Regions from separate parts of the Homo sapiens genome. Here region 2 is linked to region 1. A link is a contact called in ENCODE Hi-C or POLR2A ChIA-PET data. All regions are on one chromosome and are shown on one strand. The core of a region is the stretch at or near the end of the contact, and the rest is flanking DNA. Distances in the headings are between cores, read along the strand shown.

Region 1 (6,375 bases), core at 2,102-4,601:
GAAAGTGACTCAGGTCTGAGCAAAGGCAATAAAGCATCTCTTCCTGCTGCCCAACCAACTCCACCCCGCAGAAGGCCAGAGCCCCAGGGCAGTGGGTCGAGGGGCAGGGACTTGGCTGTGACCACAGACTGGCTCTGAGGGGCCTTCTCCGGGGATAAGGGGATGAGGAGAGAGGACAAGGAGTGGCCATAGGGAGAAGGGGTGGCCCAGGCCCAGGCAGCCAGCTCGGGGCGGGCTGGAATCCGTGGGCCCATCATCTCTTCCATCTGGTAGGCTCCTCCCCGGGCACCCAAGAGCCAGTCAACAGGGGCTCCCGAGGGAGGGGGTGTCTGGGATGGAAAGCCAAAGCCCTGGAGGGCAGGGGCTGCAGGGACCAGGGAGCACTGCCTGATGGTCGCCCCCGCCACAGAAGTGGGCTGCCAGGATCACCCTGCCCTGCCATGAAGGAAGCAGTGCCGCCCTGCTAGCGCTCCCTGACTCCCAGGCAGAACCTGCACACCAGCTCCCAGCCAGCCTCCTCGGGATGTGCCCCTCTCCGTATCAGAGTGCCACCCCATCTTCCCAACCCCGCTCAGACCTTGCTGCCCCTCCAGGAGATATCCCCAGACATGGAGCATCCTATCCAGCGTCTCCCCAGCCTCCCGGGCACCCTAAGGCCCAGCTAGAATAGCCAAGCACCTTCCCTTGTGGTGTGGGAAGGGTTAACCTTGAGCTATTTGTCTCTGTCTCCTGCCTCACTGTGGGTGGGGGGCTAGAGTCAGGAATGCATTTGGGGCCACCTCTGCCTCTACAGCCTGGGAGCACACACACACCTGCAGCCAGGCCAGCAGATAGTTTACATATTTGAACCTGGAGCTAAGGTGCGGAGACATAAACAGGAAACTGGATCCCCTGCCTGTGCCCCATTCTTGGGGGCTTTTACCTACTACAAAGAACTTCCTCCTGCTGGCCTTTCTTCTGATGGCTTTTCTGCCTCCTTTTCAAAGGCATGGGGCTGGGGGGGTGGGGTGTTCGGTGTGACCCTGTGACATAGCTCAAAGCCACCACCTGCTCCTGGGCAGAGGTCTGGGCTTCTGAGGGTCTGCAGAAGGTGGCGACATTGACGCAGGGCCCAAAGCCCAAGCAGGCACCTGGCTGACCCTGTGTGCCTGAGGCCTCTGCCAGGCCTGGGACCGCTTTGTCCACTGGGCACAACATCCCATCCTTTCTCACCAGGGCTGGGCAGGCCCCATGTCCTGTTCCGACACACACACATCCAGGCCCCACCTTTGGGAGAGCTATCTTGAGTGTCTTTGGAGAGCAGAGGCATTAGGCTGGGGCTGGGGAGCAGTTGAGGCCTAAGCCTAGACCCCTGGACCCCTGAGTTAGGCCTCTGGTGCTGGCTCTGGGCTCCCACTACCTTCTCAGTGAAAGAACCCTCAGCTGGACACTCCAGGCCTTCTGGGACTTTTTCCAGCTTCTTCACCCATCAACTGCTGTCCATTTTCTGTACATTCTAAGTATACGCTTTGAGTCCTAAGTCCAGGCTATATCCTGACCCTCTAAGGCTGCCTCCTCCAGGAAGCCTCCCTTGATATTCTTAGACCAAATCCATTGCTGCTGCCTCTGTGTCCCCAGCACATGCTTTTATCTCCATCCCATCCCCAGGCACAGGCTCATTTGCACTCTAAACAGGGGTGACTACAGTAGTCCCCTGCCCCACCCCACTGTGAGCCGCTCCAGGCAGCTCGGTATCCCTATGCCTTGTGCACAGTAGGTCCTCAGTAACAGCTGAGTTAAGTGACACTGAAGTGCCTCGTGGGCAAGAATCCTGTCTTACACTTTTCCGGCTCCCCTGTGCTATGTGTTCCCAGCAAGTGCTCAGACCACACCCCGCCCCCTACCATTTTGGAGCTTTGCACCATTCCTGGGTGCCCTCTGGTGGACCAATCTCAGAATCATTCTCTGTCCTCTGTCTTCTAAGCTTTGAGGCCTCAGTTTCCCCACATGTATGATGGGAAGATTTTCTAAGATCTCCTGGTGCCACGAGGATTATATCACAAAATGGATAGGATGGCCCTTTGGAGGCTTAGAAAACCTGCGTGATGCTGTGTAAAGAGGACAGCACCCAGGGTCCCCACACTCAGCCCCAGCCCCACTCACTAAGCTCACAGGGCTGAGCCTTGCTGCAGGCCAGGCATGTTCCACTTTGCATGTATTAATGCCTTTAATGGAAGCTCTGCACAACCAAGCCTTCTCCCTCCCTATCCTGGATTCAGCTAGGTGTCCTGGAAGGTCCTGGAAAAAAGAACTGTGGGGGAAAGGCTGTCAGGCAGCCCCGCCGAGGCCTGCCACCCGGGCATGTGTACATGTTCTTGCGTGCACGTGTATGTGTGCGAGCCTGTGTGCACGCGCAGGTTTGGGGTGGGGGTGTGGGGAACAGGCAAAATGACAGGTGGCGTTGGCGTTCCTGGGCTCTGAGCGGCTTTGCCATTCCCATCCATCCCTCCTGGGGGGTCCTGTGGGCAAACTCCAAGAAAGCAGCGGGCGGGGAGGCAGCAGATTTCTGACGGCAAAAATAGCCCACTTTAGAGTTCAGTAGGGACTGATTAAACCAGTAAATGAGAAAAACCCCAAACAAACATCTCCAAGCAAAGTAGGAGATGGATTTGAGACTGGAGGGAAGGAGGCCCCTGCTCTGGGAGACGCTGAATGCTGCTGTAGACTCAGGAGGGATGCAATGTGCCCTAGACATTGTCTCTGGCCTCGCATCAACCCTGGAAGAGTGGGAGAAGCAGGGACCAACAAAGTCAAGGTGAACCCAGATGAGCCACGCTCTGTACTAGGTGTTGATAAAGGGCACCAGTTCTCTGCCACAGGGACACCTTGTGTCATGGAAGGGAGAAAGGTCTACTGTCCTAAGGGGGAAGATGGAACACAGAAAACACACCACCAGAGCCTACACAGGTGAGGTGAGACAGATCTTAGTGGGGAAGATCAGGGAGGACTTCCTGGAGGAGGAGCCATTTCTAGACCAGCTTGAATGTGGACTCACATTCCAGCTTATTCCCAGCTCTTCTCCATTCTTGGTTGGGGGTCCCAATACTTTCTCAAAGAAAGATAAGCTGGGGGGACTTTGCTTCTGGTGGCTCACAGCTGTTTAGCCAGGCTGGTTCATCAAAACCACCATTTTCATCAGGGCTGGTAAGAGGGTAGAGATAGTGGAGGTTCTGGTACCCACTGAGGGTACCCACATTTTTGCCCATACAGGGAGGGTATGCCTCTCTGTTTCTTAACCCTGAAAGCTGTAAGTGGGGAGGCAGGAAGGAGTATGGGGTGGCTGAGGTTGGCCTTCCTGCCTCGTCTACCACATGGGTGTGGCCTGTAAGAGCCACCCTCTGAGGCCAGGACGAGACAAGGCTCATAACGGGCTGAGGACATCGGGGGAAGGCTTTAGACTTCCTCAGAACATGGCTTCTAATCCCCAGAACCCTCTAGAGCTGAGGTGAGTAGGGGCTCAGCTGAGAGGGAGGGACATGGGGAGTTCCCAGGGCTGACATGGGAGGCTCAGGGCAGGAAGCCCTGGCCCTGGGAGACTCTTAGGCTGTCTTTTCTTCTAGTTGAGGTGCTTGGCAAAAGCTAGAAGGGGCAGGAACAGGTGGTGGGGGTACCGGGGGAGGTCAGTTCTCTGCTGAGGCTTCAGGGAAGGCAGACGGCAGATGCCAACAAACCAACAAGACAGCCAGGAGGGAACAGGCCCACAGGAAACAAGCCTCCTGGCCAGTGAACCTCACTCCTGCCCCCAGGGGCCCCTGCAACAGCTGAGGCAGGGAAGAGACACACGCTCATAGCCGCCAGCCCCTACAAGGGCGCCCCAGGGCCCTCTCCCCTGCCCGCAGCCCCAGCCAGGAAGCACACTACCCAATCTCTCATCCCCACCCCAGCCCCCACAGCTGCAGGGAGGACAAAGGAGCCAGTGAGGGTCTAGGGGCCATAAGACACGTTCCCAGGAAGGCTAAGGCCCTGCCCACTTGCCGTGCCCAGACATGGCTCCCAGAGGGTGGCTCCCAGAGGGCACACCCTTGCTGCAGGCCGGGCACCTGAGGGGCAGCATGTAACTCAAGTGGACTCACTCAGTCCACTGTCTAGCACCAGGGCCCTGTCTTGAGTTTTCACTTCCCTAATCCTACTGGGAGAAACTTGGTTCTTACAGGAAGAAACTTAGTTCCAACACCTCATCTTCCAGCTGGGGAAACTGAGGTCTTTGAGGTTAAGACCCAAGGTCATATGGAGAGTTGAGGTAGAGGGATGCCAGCCAGAGGGGCAGAGGGCAGGCCTTGGGGCCACGGGACAGCCCCTCCACCCCAACATCACCTAGGGATGGGTTCGAGCTCCCGGCTGCCCCCCTGCTCCCCGTACCTCACTCATCCACAGACAAGCCCCACCTTCTGTGGACACATTTCAACCTCACCAAATCAGCTAATTATTGACAGTTGGTGAAGAGGAGATTTCACTTTTTCCTCCTGTTAAACTGCTCCTAATTAGTTCCCTGTCACCACGGCTGGCTCGCTCGCCCGCCCGCCGCCCGCCCGTTCACGCAGTAATCCCGCTGCACAGTGCCTCATTAACCTTTTGCTCCTCTCCTGCCGCCTGCCAACAAGATGAAGACAAAAACAGATTGTTGAACAATGGCTCCGGCTTGTATGTGCAGCCCCGTTCCCCAGCCCCCGAGCTCCCAGGGGAAGAGTGAGGAAAAGAGAGGGGACTGCGGTGGGGGAGAGCCCGAGAGGAATCAAGGAAGGGAGAAAGAGGCACAAAGAAAGATTGAAGCAGAAACAGAGGCAGGGATGTGGGGAGGGGCCTTGGCCAAGGTACTGCTTCTTGCTCCAGAGAGACATGAGGTTCATTAAACAGGATTGGAAGTGCTCCCAGGTAGGGAACACCGGCTGTCAGAGTTAGAGGGACATTTGCCACCACCCACTACAGCCTCTTGTGGTAGCCAAGCCCGTGTTCCTGGACACTGGACCCTGCACATCTCCCTCAGGGAACCTGAGGCCCCAGTGTATGTCTGTGTTGCAGTGGGGAGGACACAGAGGACCCCATTTGCCTGGAATCCAGAGCCCCAATCACCAAAGGGGGCAAGGCCAGAAAGGCCACCACAATCTGGCCCTACCACAAGGGAGGCACCCAGCACCAGCCCCACCTATAGCGGCCCCGGCAAGCTGCCGCGCAGCCTCTGCTTTAGGTCCATCATGACCTGTGCTGTCACCTGACAGTTCTTGTTTATTGAGTTTTGTCTCCACCACCAGCGGGGAGATTCACTGAGACCACAGGGGTCCTACGTGGCCATCCTGGTAACAAGAAAAATGGGAAAGTGCCCAGGCTCCATGGGGCAGAGAGCAGATTCTGGGTGTGATGGGCCCATCCATGTTTGGGGACAGGCTGGTGGGGCAGGCCTACAGCAGTAACCTCCAGATCCACCAGATCCGCCAGGGCAGACCCTGTACTCCCTGCATGGGCAAGAGGACTGGGGTCCAGAAGGGAGCCCAGGACCTGTTCCCCAGTTCTCACGACATGAGGTTCCCTGCCCTACCTGTTGGCCCTTTAGCCTCCCTCCAGCCCCTCCACTGCCCAGCCCCTTCCTCAGCTCTGGGTTGGAAAAGACATAAACACTGATTCCAAAAGGTCCCTGTGAAAACGCAGATTTCCTGTGGAGGGGAGGAGGGCTGGGTGAGGGCACTGGGATGTTCCTGCTGATAAATTAGTAGCAAGCAATTTGGAGCCCAGAAGTGGGCCTCCTCTTTCTATAGTGAGGTGTGGGTGGGCTGGGGAGGGTCACAGAATTCTTCTGCCTGGGTACAAAGCCTGCTCCATCGTCAACAACTTTGGATCTTGGACAACGTACTTAACCTTAATGTGCCTCAGTTTCCTCATTGGTAAACAAGGAATATTGATACCTACCTTGGAGAATTCTCAGGATCCAGGCCCCCATTTCTCCACCACAGCCAGGTAGCCCCCTCTACTCACTGGACCCAGGGACTCCATAGAGGCCATGCCTTCCCGCCTTGGGCTCTGGGCATTCCTTCCCCATCATTGCCCTCTCTCCAAGCCCCCCAACCTCCATCTCACAGTTTCTTTGCTGTTCTCCCACAGTTCCCCATCTTTGAGCTCAATCATCTGAACAAAGAAGAAACTGAATACCATGTTGCCTCCTAGACTGCCATGTCTAGCTATGCCACCTAAGTCTCCTCCACTCCTAGTCCCCTCTGCACTCACCCACTCTGGAGACAGCCCCTCCTCTTTGAATCGCCCAAGTCCTCAGCTTCCATGAAGTTACTCCATCTGGGTTCTCCCTGTGCCCTTGGCTGCTTCTTCCCCTTCTTGATGGTTTTTCTT
Region 2 (7,000 bases), core at 1,448-3,947, 260 kb after region 1:
CCACCTCCGCCTCCCGGGTTCAAGCGATTCTCCTGCCTCAGCCTCCCGAGCAGCTGGGACTATAGGCGCATGCCACCATGCCTGGCTAATTTTTATATTTTTAGTAGAGACGGGGTTTCATCATATGGTCAGGCTGGTCTTGAACTGCTGACCTTGTGATCCACCCACCTCGGCCTCCCAAAGTGCTGGGATTACATGTGTGAGCCACCACCCGGCCCAACCCTGCCCTTTTTGTTTTTTATGGAGTCTTAAGGTCTACCAGTCATCAGTCAACTCATTAGCATATGAAAAGACATCACTTCAGAGATTCTAGGGATTTTAGGAGTTCTATGCCAGGAAATCGAGATGAAGACCAAATATATATTTCATAATATCACAGCTCCCCTCACCTGGGGGAGTAATACCTGTACCAGCAATTAATATTTTCCTGGCCTGGCTGTGGAGAAGGAACCTCTTTGAATAAGCATCTGGGCATAGAAGACTCTTCACCATCAGAAGGAGTTGAGAGCAAAGAAGAGAAGGTAGACTGTTTAGCCCACTTCACAAAGTTTCCCAACGTTTTCTTGTTTTGTCTGAACTGTTACCATTCTCAGAAGAAGCTCAGGCCCAGCAGCAAAGACAAGGACTCGCTCTGTCACCCAGACTGGAGTGCAGTGGTGCAATCATAGCTCACGGCAGCCTCAACCTCCTGGGCTCTAGTGATCCTCCCACCTTAGCCTCCTAAGCAGCTGGGACTACAGGCGCGTGACACCACGCCTGGCTAATTTTTAACATTTTTTGTAGAGACAACGTCCACTTGTTGCCCAGGCTGGTCTTGAATTCCAGGCTTCAAGTGGTTCTCCTGCCTTGGCCTCCCAAAGCCCCATCTTTTTATAGAATAATTTGTGTATGCCAAGGCTGGCATTTTGTCATAAACTCTGCTGTGTTTTCACAGGACAGTTATAATTTCCCCCTTTCATGACTCTGACTCATGGCTCCTTTTTCTTCTCAAGAATGTGCTCGATTTCTCTGAAAGAAGCCTGCTGCCAGGATTTGCAGAGCTGATTTCTGTAGCACAGACCATTCAGATTCTAGAATGGCTCTTGGGGACTGAGCTGAGGGATGGAAGGAAGCCTGCCCTGCCACCTGGTGGTGAGTGAGGGCACGGCCCCCAGCTGCTCTCGGGTAGGTTTGCCCCCAAGTACGTGGACTATTCGCTCCCTGACACCGGGCTGCAGGCTTGAGGGGACCCAGGGTCGGTTTCAAGAGCCTCTTCTCTGGCCCTGCCAACTATCTATCTCCCCCAAGTCCGTGGACTATTCGCTCCTTGACACCAGGTTGCAAGCTTGAGGAGAGGCAGGGTCAGTTTCAAGAACCTTTCTCTGTCCCTGCCAACTATCTATCTATCTATAATTATTTGATAGATAATTGTGGCTTGATCACGGCTCATTGCAGTCTAGACCTCCCCAGGTTCAGGTGATCCTCCCACGCATCACCACGCCCGGCAAATTTTTCTATTTTTTGGAGAGACAAGGTCTCACTACGTTGCCCAGTCTGTTCTTGAGCCCGGGAGCTGGAGGCTGCCGTGAGCCGAGATCGCCCCATGCCAGTATGGGCGACAAAGCGAGACCCTGTCTCAAACAAAACTCACAAAATCAGGGGACAAGGAAACAAAACAAGGCTTGATAGTCAGGCCTAGCTGTGGGGACAAATGCCATAGGTCTGTGGTTTGCAGCTTCTTGGGGTCCTGAGAGAACAGGCCCCTCCCCCTTTTCACGACAGTGTGTGCATATGCACACTCACTTCTGTATCCAGTTTCAGAGGTTCTCAGATCTGAGGTCCCCTATGGACTCCTCCGCTACCCCCGGTTGCAAGGTCCCTAAGCCATTGAAGAATCTGACAGAGGCACAAGTCCACCCTGACCTTTGGCAGGACTGTTCTGCTGCCAGAGGGATTACCGAGAAAGGAAATCTTGTCCTGGACTCTTCAAGTGGGGTGAGTGAGCTCCGGGGTATAAGCTAGTCCTTCCCTTCAGGCTGAGAGCTAGACAGGATAGGAGTAAGTTGGCCTTCTGCTGTCCCACTCTAGGGCTGGGTCCAAAGAGCGCTTTACTCAGTGAAGACAGGCCACTGTGTGGACAGAGACAACATACATAGAAACATGCATCGGAGGCCGGGCGAGGTGGCTCACGCCTGTAATCCCAACACTTTAGGAGGTCGAGGCGGGCGGATCACTTGAGGTCAGGAGTTCGAGACCAGCCTGGCCAACATGGTGAAACCCCTAAAAATACAAAAATTAGCTGGGCTTAGTGGCGCACGCCTGTACGCCCAGCTACTCGGGAGGCTGAGGCAGGAGAATGAATCACTTGAACCTGGGAGGCAGAGGTTGCACTGAGCCGAGATCGCGCCACTGCACACCAGCCTGGGCGACAGAGTGAGACTATCTCAAAAAAAAAAAACCACAACAAAACATGCAACGGACTCAAAGATACACACATCAAAACTGTACGCGCACACAGACTCTGATACAGAGGTACAGACACAAAAAGGCACCGATGTAAAAGCACAAAGGCAGGCCCAGTTACACTCCCGTCAACAAACCACGGAACCTAAATTCAGACTTGGTGGAGCCCAAAACCTCGCAGCCTCAGGGGCACTCTCGCCGGGGGCGGGACCAGAAGGGGGTGTGGCCTCTCAGGTCGAGGCGGGGTTAAGGGTCATAAGGCGGAGGCGCGCCCAAGATGGCGGCCTCCATGTGCGACGTGTTCTCCTTCTGCGTGGGCGTGGCGGGCCGCGCGCGGGTCTCCGTGGAAGTCCGTTTCGTGAGCAGCGCCAAGGTGAGGTCGGGGCGGGTCCTGCCGGGAGCCTCTCCCCAGTCCGGCCATGGAGACAGCCCGGCCGGACTCCATGCCCGGAGCCCAGAGGCTTCTGTGCCGCTCGGACGCTACGGCCCTGCCCCTGCTCGCGGCCCGGGGGCTCCCAGTCTGTCCCTGCGCGCAGGCTCGTGGCGCGGTCACGCGATAGACCCGGGCCTCCGGAGTCTCCGTGCGCATTTCCTCCCAGCGGAATTCGGCCAGCCCGCGGGAGGCCCTTCTGTGGCTGCTCGGGGCGGGGCTAGGGGGCTTTGCTGCTGTATCCCTGGAACGGTGGGCGGGGATGTGCCGGGCAGAGAGAACTGAGGTGTAAAAGAGGGAGTCCTCACGAACTTCATGTGTGAGATTTGGGTGAGGGGATGAGGAGAGAGGCCAAGATCCTTCACGAGGGTCCTTGGAGTGCTGAGGAATTTGGACCAGAGTCCAAAGGCCGTGGGGGCATTGGGAGAGTTTTTAGCAGGAAGGTGACGTGATTTTGTCGTTTTTATTGTGTTCCAAAAGTTCATTGTAGAAAAAAATACAAAATGCATGTAAGGAAAGAAAATACAAAAATCACCCATACTTCTATACTTGTGCAAAGATGAGTACGTTAAAATTACATTTTTAGAAACTGCTTTTTGATGCAGCAGTGAATCTTTCAATATCAAGCCTATTTCTACATATTAAGTTTTAAGAGCTGAGTAGTAGCTTCTTCCGTGAGAGGGTCACAGTTCACTCAACCAACCCCTTATTAATGGACCCTTTATTGTTGTATGGTATTTTTCATCCCCAGAGTCAAAAGTCTTAGAGCTCATTTTCTGTGCAAACATCCTCTTGTTTTGTCCAGCAGTATTTTTTTCCTAGTTATCTTTGCCTATTGATATGTGTAAAATTATATTTGTTCTCATTTACGTTTCTTTGGTTACTAGTGAGGTTGAATAATTTATCCTGTGTAGTGGCTGTGTGTATGGTTGGTTCTTGCCCAAGACGTAAGACCTCTAGTTGTCTGTTGTCTGCTCTCAGCGTCATCATATTGATCTAGTTTTCCAGCTCAACCTTCCGTGCCCCCTTTCTGCTCTAGAGGTATCTGGAGCAGTTTGCTCCTTCCCTGGTAAATCAGCTTCCCTACATCCCTGGTCTCCTTACCTGTTCCTATCTCCATCTCCATAGTCTCTAGTGCTCCTGGGTGGCCACAGTTTGAAGGCCTCTCAGTTCCATCATTCTTGGTTTGCAGTGATATTCTTCACCTTTTTCTTCATTAGCCCCCAGTCTCTCAGCCCCTTCCTTTCTTCATTTCTTCCCTCTCGCTTCTTCACTTCAGCCACTCTCCTTGCACAGTTTTCCTGTCCCAGGCTTCTATCAAGGCCCTAGCTGATTGCCCTCTCCTTGCCTACATCTGATCTGCTGCTGGAGAAAATAACATACCTGCCTGGACTTGGTAACAGCATGGATTATCCTGGGCTTTTTGCTTCTCTATTCAAATGAGATTGGTTTGTGATTTTTTTCTCTGTGTTATTTTCCTCAAGTTGCCACATGAGGGTTATACTTGTTTTTTTTTGGTAAAACAGAAATGCTTTCTGTCATTACATTGTTTAAATAGCATGAGCATTATTTATTCTTTAAAGGTTTGAGAGAATTGGGTCATGAAACTATATAGACCAGGGGCCTCAAGTGGGAGTAGTTTTTGACTACTGTTTATTGCTTCTGTGGATAGGAATGACTTTTCAAAAATTTATCAACTATTATGCCAGAGACATGACCAGTCAGAACAGAAACCTCACCAGGTCCAGTGGAAGCCAGCTGGATTACCATACTGGTGCACTAGCCGGATAGCAGCATGGCTTATTGTGGGCTTTCTTCTTTTAATCAAGATTTTAAAATCTACTACATAGTCTGCCCGGGCATGGTGGCTCATTCCTTTAATTCCAGCGCTTTCGGAGGCCAAGGTGGGCTGATCACTTGAGATCAGGAGTTCAAGACCAGTCTGGCCAACATGGTGAAACCCTGTCTCTACTAAAAATACAAAAATTAGGCCTGGCGTGGTGGCTCACACCTGTAATCCCAGCACTTTGGGAGGCCGAGAGGGGCGGATCACTTGAACTTGATGTCAGGAGTTCGAGACCAGCCTGACCAACATGGTGAAACCCCATCTGTACTAAAAATACAAAAATTAGTCGGGCGTGGTGGTGCACACCTGTAATCCCAGCTACCTGAGGGCCAGGCACGAGAATTGCTTGAACCCAGGAGGCAGAAGTTGCAGTGAGCTGAGGTCGTGCTACTGCACTCCAGCCTGGGCGACAGAGGGAGACTCCATCTCAACAACAACAACAAAAATCTATTACATAGTCTTAAGAGTTTTGCACTATTTTTTTTTATAGAGATGGGGTCTTGCTGTGTTGCCCAGGCTGGTCTCAAACTCCTGGGCTCAAGCGATCCTTCATCCTTGCTTCCCAAAGTGCTAGATTTACAGTGTGAGCCACCATACCCGGCCTGCACGATTTTTTCTTAAAACTTTTTTTTCAAATTGGAAGTATGTATGGTTTGTCCCCTTTCCATTCAGGTTCAGTGCTCTCCAACCTTCTTTTTTTTTTTGAGATGGAGTCTTACTCTGTTGCCCAGGCTATAGTGCAGTAGTACAATCTTGGCTCACTGCAACCTCCGCCTCCTGGGTTCAAGCGATTCTCCTGCCTCAGCCTTCCGAGTAGCTGGGACTACAGGTGAACACCACCATGTCCAGCTAATTTTTGTATTTTTAGTAGAGACAGGGTTTCACCATATTGGTCAGGCTGGTCTTGAACTCCTGACCTCGTGATCTGTCTGCCTTAGCCTCCCAAAGTGCTGGGATTACAAGCATGAGCCACTGCGCCCGGCCCAACCTTAATATTATGAGTTAGAGCTCTGTTTTCCTTGAAATATGGTCATCAGTTTTGGGAATGACTTTATAAAGGAACAACTCTGATTCTTTTCTCTTTGTTTTGATTACGAAATATTTTCTGCATTTAGTCCTTCACAAAGAGAGGGAGATCTATATTTGTCCAATATTGAAATTTGAGATTGTCAGAAATAATGTGAGTCCCTGTTCATATTGTCGTGTCCCATAGAGGAAGGCCAAGTTTTCAATTTGCTAGATTGGGATGGGATACAAGGCATGGGGAGAAGGGCTTCCAGGAAACCAGGCAAGGGTATGCCCAGGGCTTTGCCTCCTGGTTTTGTTTCACCTGTCCCACTCTACTGTGAGATAGAGCTTCCAGAGTTGTTCACAGGGTTGAGATTTTTCGCTCTGAATTTGAGAGGCAACCGTATCTGGCCTTCTAAGGAGGCAGGGAGCTACCTGGGAGGCAACACTGACAGGTCATTTTGCTTCAGTGTCAAGCATTTTTTTCCTCTCCTTTTGTTGTGGCAGCTCAGTGTTGACAGGGCTCCACACGTCTTCTTTGAGTAGTGGGAGTATGTGCCCAATAAGGCCAGTAACTGCCTGGGTTCTGAAGCCATCTGCTGAGTCCTTTTGCACATTTGAGAGATGGCAGTTCAGAGGTTTTTTTCTCATTCTTCATCCTTTACATGATGTATATAGTGTTTTAGACCAGTGCTTCTCAAACTAACATGCATATGAATCACCTGGGCATCTTGTTACGATGCAGATTCTGATTCAGCAGGTCTGGGGTGGGGCCCAAGAGTCTGCATTTCTGACAGAGTCCTAGGTGATGCCCATGTTGCCAGTCCCTGTACCCTCATTGAGTAGGAAGAAGCTAGAGCTCATAAGGTCCATTCATCTGTGCTATATCATTACACCCTGGAAACTACCTTGTAGGTATTATTATAATGCTCACTTTTCAAACGGGAAACAGATGTAAAGTGAAGCAGTTGGCTCAAAGGTTCACAGCAAGTTAATGTTAGGACTGGTACTAGTATTAGCTCCTTTCTTTCAGTGCAACCACCAAGGACTTGTTGGATGCCAGGCACTGTGCTAGGTGCTGTGGGTATTCAGCTGACCAAGGAAGAAGGCACATTCTCCCCCAAACAAGGCTTCCCTGTCCCATGGTGTAGGATTTCTCTGCAACCCTGTGTAGCAACACCACTGCCAGGATCCTGGAGTGGCATGTGGCTGACTCAGAGATGAGTGCCCTGCCATTATCAGCTCCTGGTACTGGAGGCCCCAGCCTGCTATAA

The links. Hi-C counts contacts between places; a loop is a spot of excess contacts on that map. ChIA-PET counts read pairs that join two places held with the same protein, here RNA polymerase II (POLR2A). Pooled maps may share reads with other maps.
Region 2: a loop to region 1 is called in a pooled map, with 4 times the contacts of the local background. The contact joins the promoter of SMYD5 here to the enhancer-like site in region 1. A Hi-C loop is called at or near these places in 2 of 50 pooled maps. POLR2A ChIA-PET finds 5 or more read pairs at or near these places in 2 of 52 experiments (PC-9 and RWPE1).

What each region holds. Positions count from the first base shown.
Region 1 is chr2:72,950,725-72,957,099 of GRCh38, forward strand. All of the region lies in intron 13 of SFXN5 (sideroflexin 5), which reads right to left. Among named protein-coding and RNA genes, the nearest start is that of EMX1, 36 kb to the left of the region's middle. RefSeq lists enhancers at 1-365, 868-1,369, 1,370-1,871 and a silencer at 3,265-3,434. Within about 2 kb of position 3,352, at least 2 of the 41 ENCODE cell types and tissues checked have a DNase peak (open chromatin) inside an H3K27ac peak, as active enhancers do.
Region 2 is chr2:73,211,548-73,218,547 of GRCh38, forward strand. SMYD5 (SMYD family member 5) reads left to right here and starts at 2,698. Exons shown (of 13, transcript NM_006062.3): 1 at 2,698-2,815. The coding sequence starts at 2,720. It overlaps NOTO (notochord homeobox), which reads left to right. Exons shown (of 3, transcript NM_001134462.2): 3 at 1-966. RefSeq lists a silencer at 1,162-1,231 and enhancers at 2,554-2,848, 2,636-2,875.